Linked DNA regions of Homo sapiens: regions 2 and 3 are each linked to region 1. A link is a contact called in ENCODE Hi-C or POLR2A ChIA-PET data. All regions are on one chromosome and are shown on one strand. The core of a region is the stretch at or near the end of the contact, and the rest is flanking DNA. Distances in the headings are between cores, read along the strand shown.

The links. Hi-C counts contacts between places; a loop is a spot of excess contacts on that map. ChIA-PET counts read pairs that join two places held with the same protein, here RNA polymerase II (POLR2A). Pooled maps may share reads with other maps.
Region 2: a loop to region 1 is called in a map of dorsolateral prefrontal cortex, with 4 times the contacts of the local background. The contact joins the promoter of SH3GL3 here to the promoter of ADAMTSL3 in region 1. A Hi-C loop is called at or near these places in 3 of 168 maps with a recorded cell type or tissue (ascending aorta, dorsolateral prefrontal cortex and sigmoid colon) and 6 of 50 pooled maps. POLR2A ChIA-PET finds 5 or more read pairs at or near these places in 1 of 52 experiments (HEK293).
Region 3: a loop to region 1 is called in a pooled map, with 2.2 times the contacts of the local background. The contact joins the enhancer-like site here to the promoter of ADAMTSL3 in region 1. A Hi-C loop is called at or near these places in 4 of 50 pooled maps. POLR2A ChIA-PET finds 5 or more read pairs at or near these places in 2 of 52 experiments (BJ and HEK293T).

The regions. Positions count from the first base shown.
Region 1 is chr15:83,652,798-83,655,579 of GRCh38, forward strand. ADAMTSL3 (ADAMTS like 3) reads left to right here and starts at 1,326. Exons shown (of 30, transcript NM_207517.3): 1 at 1,326-1,479.
Region 2 is chr15:83,446,023-83,448,722 of GRCh38, forward strand. SH3GL3 (SH3 domain containing GRB2 like 3, endophilin A3) reads left to right here and starts at 1,319. Exons shown (of 9, transcript NM_003027.5): 1 at 1,319-1,556. The coding sequence starts at 1,512. RefSeq lists an enhancer at 1,015-1,174.
Region 3 is chr15:83,903,016-83,905,752 of GRCh38, forward strand. The region is part of intron 15 of ADAMTSL3 (ADAMTS like 3); the gene reads left to right. Among named protein-coding and RNA genes, the nearest start is that of ADAMTSL3, 250 kb to the left of the region's middle. Within about 2 kb of position 1,421, at least 5 of the 41 ENCODE cell types and tissues checked have a DNase peak (open chromatin) inside an H3K27ac peak, as active enhancers do.

The DNA of each region.
Region 1 (2,782 bases), core at 76-2,575:
AGCTCTAGCAGTAACCGGAACGCAGCAACCACAGAGAAGGCAGGAGAACAACTTTAGGGGTGAACAGTCCAGGCTCTAGAGAGAGGCAGATAGGGGTTCCAGTCCTGGCTTCTCCACTCATGGTGGGCAAGTTATCCTCCCAGCCTCAGATTTATCCTAGGTGAAATGGGATAATGCTCGAACTACTGCTGCTGTGAAGATCAGATAGACACAAAGAGCTTGGTACTCGACAGACACCCAAGGAAATGGCGACTGTGGTAGGACTTAGGTGGGGGCATAATGCAGCCTTTAAGATCAATCTCCTGGCCCTTGGCTTATCCTGCTGGGACTAGGACAAGGACAGGGACAAACATTTCCTTTTACTTCTCCTCACCTCCAGAAGTACACAGGCAACTCACCCCAGTCTCTTGTCCGCGACACTCTTCCCCCCAACCCCAAATCCCAGGCCTGGACACGGCATGATTCTGGCACCTGTGGAGCTCTCAGTTCCCCAAGCCCGGCTCAGACAAGGAGGCGCCAGGTACCCAGTTAAGAGGCGCTCCTGCAAGATCCTCGTGGTCCCTGGCTGCCAAAGGTCCCAGGCCTCTGGGCAGTGAGCGCTCCACAGTCCCTTGTGTGGCGTCTATGCTGCGCGGAGGAGGCGCAGGCCAGGAGAGGGCCATTGGTCTCCACTATGGTCCTGCCTGGCCAGGAGTGCCTATGGCTCTTAGGCACGAGCCAGCGGTTCCGGGCAAACCTCTGTGTGGCTGCTGGGCCTGACTTTGCAGAGCTGGCGCCCGGGTCTGGGCGGGGTGGGTGGAGGCTATGGGAGGTGGGGCCGGGGGTGGGCTCGGGGGGAGCGACGGCATCCCTGCTCCGGCTCCGGCTGAGGCGGGGCGGCCAGGCTGGCTTGCGGCGCAGCGGCCGCCTTTCCCCAGTGCGCCTGCCGGCGGCGGCGGTGGCGGCGTCGGCAATCCCGGCTCTTGGCACAACGCCTGGCGGCCGGCCCAGGGCGAGGAGTGGCTTCCAGGAAGCGGGCGGAGGAGCGTTCCAGCCGAGTCCCGCCGTCGCCGCGGCCCCGCGCGCTCCGAGCGGCCCGGGCCTGGCCCCACACGGCGTCTCTTCGCGCCCCCGGCGCCTCCAGCTCAAGCCGAGGGCGCGGTGCCGGCGCGCAGGCTGACGGGCGCCTGGGCGCGCCGTGCACTTGCCGGGCGGTGCAGGTGGCGGCGCGCGCCCTCCGCCTCTGGGCCGGGGCCAGCGCAGCGCTCTGCGCGCCCGGAGGGGGCGGGAGAGGCGGGGCAGCCCCCGTCCCAGCCCCATTTAACTTCGCGGCGGCGGCGGCGACTGCGGCGCCGCGGGCTGGAGGCCGGCGTCGGGGAAGGTCCTGGTGCCGGATTCCGCACGAGGTGTTGACGGGCGGCTTCTGCCAACTTCTCCCCAGCGCGCGCCGAGCCCGCGCGGCCCCGGGGCTGCACGTCCCAGATACTTCTGCGGCGCAAGGTGGGTGCACCGAGCTCGGCGCAGGGCGGCCCCTCAGGGGTCGGGGGAAGGCGCTCCCCAGAGGGAGTAAGACTTGGAGCAGTGGCCTCTCTAAGCAAGTTGGGGGTCTCCAAGCAGAGTCGGGGCGTGCCACGCGGGCCCCAGGGGGCCTCAGGACTGGGGTGCTCCTCACTGCTGGGCACCTCGGGTCGGGCGCGCTTCGTGCCGTCCCGGAAGGTTCAGGGAGAGTCTTTCGGCGGCAGTTCGCGGGCTGAGGGGCGTTCTTGATTATGGGGGAACTCCACAGGGTTGGAGTTTTTCAGGATTGGGAGTTACTAAGCAGAAACCTCGCGGGTCCGAAGGTCCGGCCGGTTGACCACTGGGTAGCGAGCGCCCAGAACGCCGGGGGTTGAGGCGACGCGCGATCGTGGAAAGTGGGCGTGGGGGTGACCGGGACGCGGCGGAGGCACTGGAGGAGCGACTTCGAGGCAGCGGGTAGTCGGAGGAGTGTGCACTCGGAAGGCTGGTGCGAGCAGGCGAGGGTGGCGCAGAGTCCCAGGGCCCCGCACTGGCCGCCTCCCTTCAGCCAGGAGTCGCCGCCTCAGGTCGGAAACAGCAGCACATTTGCGGATCACATTAGACCAGGCCCTTAATGCCTTCTCCAGATGGAGAGAAGCCACCGACCCGCCCCCGGACACCAGCTCCGCCAAGGCGCCCGCGAGGCGAAGCGGGAGTCGAGTGTGACCTCGGCTTTTCCAGTCTCGACTCATACTGATTTCCCTGTAAATTGACAGGAAAAGTAAGGGAAAAAGTCCCCGCTTCCCTCCTGGTTTCAGCTGACCTCTGCTGGCTGGCCCTCACCTACTTTTAGGAGATTGTGTTAGGCTGGCTCAGGGGCTGTGTCCTCCAAACCTCCCTGAACTTAGCTCTCAGGCGTCTCTCTGGGTGTGGGTCCCGGACCTCGAGGGCGCACGGTGTCATCTAGCGAGGAAAGCCTTGAACTATCAGAAGATCTGCGTTTCAGCCCTAAAATGTCACTATCTTGCTGTGTGACCTTAGGCAGGTCCTTTCCCTCTCTGGGCGGCTTTGTTGTCTTAGACTCATTTTTGCCGCGAGCAGCAGAAGCTAGCCTAAACCTTGGCTCTGTGCTGGCTTCCTGAGTCAAATGCCAATAGCGACACCCTGCTGCTGACAGATAGGCTTGGGCAGGGATATCTCAGCTTCTGAAGAGCTGGAGGTATGAGATGCCCACTGGAGACAGGTCCAGCCCTCGCCTGACTTTGTTGTGGACCTTCTAAAGGGAGCCCAGTTAGCCTGCACCCTG
Region 2 (2,700 bases), core at 69-2,568, 210 kb before region 1:
TCAGTGGCTGGTGTCAGGCAGGTAAGCCCACAACACTCACCCAAGTCATGCTCATTAACCCTCTGACTGGCTGCCCTTATCCCACGATCTCCACTAAGTTCAAGCATTTTTTCCCCAGTATCAGAGGAGGAACACTGTTTATTCCAGTCTACATGCTTCAAGTAGAAGTGAGGAAACCAAGGCCCAGAGAGGTGTGTACTTACTTGCCCAGTCCTCACTAGGATGAAGTCAGGGTTAGGACTAGCCCCGACTGGGCGCTGGGAGCTAACAGCTAGGGGAGGAACTGCATGACTTTTGTCCTGGAGAAATGTTATGGCAGGTGGACACCAGGGCACAGGCATATACCCGAAGTGTCCAGGGCAGACAGGGACTGCTCGTCACCCCAGATGGGACCTGCTAAGGGCCCAAAAAGAGACTGAAGGTGGGAAATGTTTTTGTTTTTCAGTGTGAAGCGTTGCCAAACATATATTCTAGGTTTGGGAATCCTCGGGACCTTTGGAAGCCAGATTCAGCGAAGATGCTGTACCTTTTGGGGATAGCTCTAACACGAGGTTAACGCAATGCTCCATGTCCCTGGCTGGGCTTAGCTGTGAGTGCGTCGACCTCTGGACTCTGTGCAAATGGACACTCTGTAACTGACACAGCTGGTAGGGGTTACCGAGAGAGCTGGGTTCCTGGTCTGGTGGACTCCGCCGGATATGCAACGAGCTCTTTATGGCACCTTGGAGATGGTTGCTTTTAGTGCCGTTGACAGCGGGCTCAGAGCACCAAGTGAGCTAGCACCGTATTTATTAGTAAATTACTCCATAACTCTAGGGCTCCCAGAAGACCAAAATCATTTGAGCAGATTGCACCCAGAGCACCGCGTGGAGAGAGAAGAAAGCCCGCCACCCACAGACCGCTTCCTCCTACCACAGGTCCCCCATCGAGTTGCATTTGTTGTCCCTCCCTAGGCGCATTTCTGAGCCTTCCTTTCTTAAACATACACCGAGCGAAAATGCGCCGGAGGGAGGCGATGTTGCCTGTGAGCCAAAGCCGGTTCGGCACCAAGACAGAAGCAGAGAGAACTGATCTCTCTCCCGGTACCCATGACAATCTCAGAGCTAGATCTATATCGTCCCGCGCCCAGCAAGAAGCACTGTGTGACTGTACTCCCCCGACCCCCAGGACATCCCCACGCCCAGCTTCCCAGGCCGGTCTTCTGCGCGGCTCAAGTAGCCCAGGTCTCCACGCAACAATGAAGCGTGGGCGGCCCCAGCAGCTTCATTTGCATATCGCCGCGGCTTGGCCAATGGGCTGCGCAGGGGCTTTGGAACGCAGTGTTGCCATCGGCGTGCGCGCGTGTGTGCGAGTGTGACAGCGGCTGTGGCTGTGGCCGTGGCCGTGGGAGGCGGGCCCGGCGGAGCCCAGCCGCGGGGGGACCGGCCCGGGCTCCCGCTCCCCGAGCGCGTCGCGGCCGCGTGGCCCAGCCGAGCCTTGAGACCACCCCGCCCCTGCCGGTCGCAGTCGCGATGTCGGTGGCCGGGCTGAAGAAGCAGTTCCACAAAGCCAGCCAGGTAGGGAGGCGCAGAGGAGGGAAGGAGGGAGGGGGACGCGGAGGCTGCGGCCCCCCGAGGCTCCCGGGCCTTTGGGACTCCTGTTCCCTGAAGGGCCTCTCTCGGGGCTCAATTTCTTCCCGCCTAGGAGGGCGCGAGGGTGGGGTGAGGGGCCGCCTGCTCTCTCCTCGGCGTCTTGGCGCCTTCTCCTTCCCATTCCCTGGCCCCCGGCTCTGCCCTGGGCCGTTGTAAATCGGAGAGATTCTGCGGAGCGGAGGGCAGAGGTGGCGGCCGCGGGGACTCGGGAGGCGGAGACGGAGTGGGCGTGGGGGGGCCCCTACCCGCGCGAGGGGAGGACGACCACAGGGAGTACGATGCCGGCAGGGCCTCCCCCGAGTCTCCAGCCGTTTGGTTGGGAGAGCCTCGTGGGGGGCCCATCCTCCACCGGCCACCGGCGCCTCCAGAGATGCTGTGTATTTGGCGCTTGGCTGTGTCCCGCTGAGCTCCCCGCGCGCGCATCGAAATGGCCCCGTCTGGACTGTGCCCGGCTCCCCGGCTGGGGCTCTCTACCGCGGTCCTTCCCCTCCCCACCGTCTTCCCGGTGTCGGCCCGGGGCTGGGCATCACGCTTCTGCTCTTACAGAGCTGACAGCCTGCAGGGGAGACACGGAGACAGACACGTAAACAAACAGTGCTAGACACACCTCCACGCACAGAGGATGACAAATAACACAGTGGGGGCGTCAGGGAGAGCTTCCCGGAGGAGGAGACATGTCATTTGAGAATTAAGTATGAGGAAGAATTATGGCTGAGGGTGTGGGATGATAGGAGGAAAGCCGTTCTGAGCAGAGGAAACAGGAAAACAGGAGGGGAGACATGAAATTGATGTGTGTGTGTGTGTGTGTGTGTGTGTGTGTGTGTGTGTTGATGACAAGCAAATTTGTTTTTCAACATCAACATTGCAGGCTCTTCCAGCTATGGCAGAGCTCACGTTGTAAAACCTGTTCCCCACCAGCACCGCTGGGTCTGTTGCTTCTCACCACCTCTCCCCGCAACCCCAGCCCCCATTTTGCTAGAGCCAGGGTAGACAGATTTCATTCAACGTCCACATTTGTGGTGAGGTCTCATCCTGCTTCTCCCACAAATTGGCCCATAGAAAGCAACTG
Region 3 (2,737 bases), core at 171-2,670, 250 kb after region 1:
TGAAGCAAACACAGACAGCACATCATTTCATTCATAATTATGTATCTCAAAAAGAAGTCTTTAAAAAATAATCAAAATACCATTTTTGAAATGCTATCCTCAATACTTCTATCAGAATCACCCGTGGTGCTTTTTAAAATGTGGTGATTTCCAGGCCCCACTGAGTCAGATACTGTAGGAGTGGGGCTCCATCACCAACATTTTCTTTTTCTTTCGGCTGCCAGATCTTTTTTTTTTTTTTTATCATGGTGAGAGATACACAACACAAAACTTACCATTTTAACCATTTGAAAGTGTACAGTTCAGTGGCATTAAGCACACTCACATTGTTGTGCACCCATCACCACCTCCCATCTCTCAAATTTTCTCATCACCCCCCAACATAAGCTCTGTTCACCTTCAGCAATAACTCCCTACTCCCTCCCACTAGACTCTAGTAACCTCTATTCTATTTTCTGTCTCTCTTTCATTCACCAGCATTTTAAACAAATACCCCAGGTAACTTTGGCAGGGGAGTGGGCATATCCAAGTTTGGGAACCACTGGATCCGATCGTCCCTAAGGTCCCTTTAAAGTTCAGAAAATACTGTTTACTTTATTGAATTAGAAAAGGGGGATATCAGCCGGGCGCAGTGGCTCACGCCTATAATCCCAGCACTTTGGAAGGCTGAGGTGGGTGTATCACTTGAACTCAGGAGTTCGAGACCAGGCTGGCCAACATGGTAAAACCCTGTCTCTACTAAAAATACAAAAATTAGCCGGGTGTGGTGGTACATGCTTGTAGTCCCAGCTACTCGGGAGGCTAAGGCAGGAAAATTGCTTCATCTCGGGAGGCAGAGGTTGCAGTGAGCTGAGATCCTGCTACTGCTCTCCAGCCTGGGTGACAGTGCCAGACTCCACATCAAAAAAAAAAAAAAAAAAAAAAAAAAAGAAAAAAGAAAGAAAGAAAGAAAGAAAAGGAGCTACAGTGAGGTTCAGGCCCCATATTCATTCCAAGCCTGCCTTTTCTGTCAGCCCCACCTGACTTTGCTAGGGGTTTCTTCCTCCTCGTATTCACAGAGCAAAGCCAAAAGGTTCTTTACTCCTGAAGGACACCACCCTTTCTTCCCCCGTGTTGAAGACTGAGCAGACAGCACCTGTTCCCTGGCCCAAGCAGCTGCCTCTTCCCACCTTCTGCCATCTCTCCCTCTGTGGTCGCTCTGCAATTTTCCTGCATAATTCACACTGCCTGGCAGTTTCTGGCCTGGTCCTGGCCATCTAGTGTGAAGTTTATATTTTCCTGCCACCACTTCTGACTCTATTCATTCCCTCGATTTCCAAACAAAACCGCAACATATCTCAGCTTCCAGTGCATCCTTTTATTACCACTGTCTTTTGTGGTTTGGGGATGCTTGCTTGTTGACAGTGAAGGAGAGGATGAACGCAGCTGTATTTTACATCCCTCCAGTAGAGCCTGCCAAGCCAGCCTGAAGGAGATAAATATTTCTGCCTCTGTGGTTTACCATGGCTCGAGTTCTGAATTTACATAGGGAGCGGATGTTCAAAAGGCTTTTTTGCTTTTTTTAAAATTAGGAAAATAAAAATTATAGTGTATAAATCTAAGCCAAGGGAACTGCAGTACTGACCTTCTTAGCTTTCAGCTGTGGAATGTGTTGACAGTTGATATGGTTCATTGGTTCATGGTTGTTTTAAAATTCCTCCCTGGAGCCTCTTCGTTTGTTTCTGTGGGATTCTTAACACTTCAGCAAACTTGTTGCCCTCGCTGTCGTTTTTCATATACAAAAACTAAGGAAATAGGGTGGACTTAGTTAGCACACCTTGTATGTTTCCTTCACTGCTGACTTAAATTCTCCATTTGTGGAGATTATATTTGCTAATGTCAAATTAGGTGACATTTCAGGAATCTGTTTTTCTAACAACAACAATGATAACAACAACTAATATTGAGGAGTGCTTTGTGCCAGACCTTGTTCTGAGTGTTCTACGTGGATTAAGTTGTTTAATGCTCACAACAACCCTATGAGGAGGTGCTATTCTTATTTTCATTTTGGGGCTGAGGAAACAGGCGTAGAAACATAAAGGAATTGTTTTGGAGATATTAAGTGGTGGACAGTGATTCTATGGCACGTAAGACTAGAAAGAGCTGCAGTTTCGTGTCAGATGTCCTGAATTCAAGTTTCACCCATCCTTGGGTTTATCTAATGGAGTAGACAGAGAAGTGAGTGACTGCATGATGGTATTGTAAGGTTGCAATGCATTATAATTACGTTATGGTGTTATTCGGGATCAGGGATGGTTTCCGGAAATAGATGGTACATGAACTGAGATCCTAGAGTGTCCTACAATGTCAGAAGAGCAGCATGTCAGGTATTTGGAATAGAGGCTTGTGTGCAGGCTCACTGGCCCATGTAGGCCACGCAGGTTGCTAAGGTGGTCTGAGGTGGGTGAGGGGCGAGGAGGATGGGCCCGGGGAGCAGTAATGGCAGCAAGGATGCAGCTGGAGGAGCCAGCAAGTCTTGAGGGTCTTCCATGGTTCACTAAGGAGCTTGGACTTTATCAGGAGGCTGTGGGAGCCATGTAAGGATTTTAACCAGAAAAGTGACATAATCTCAATTACATTTTTGAAAGATCCCTCTGGTGGTCTGCAGTTTATTTCCAATTATTCACAATGATAAATAAAACTGCAGCGAATTCCAAATTGCACATCTCTAATTGTCTCATTGGACATATTTTCTGGC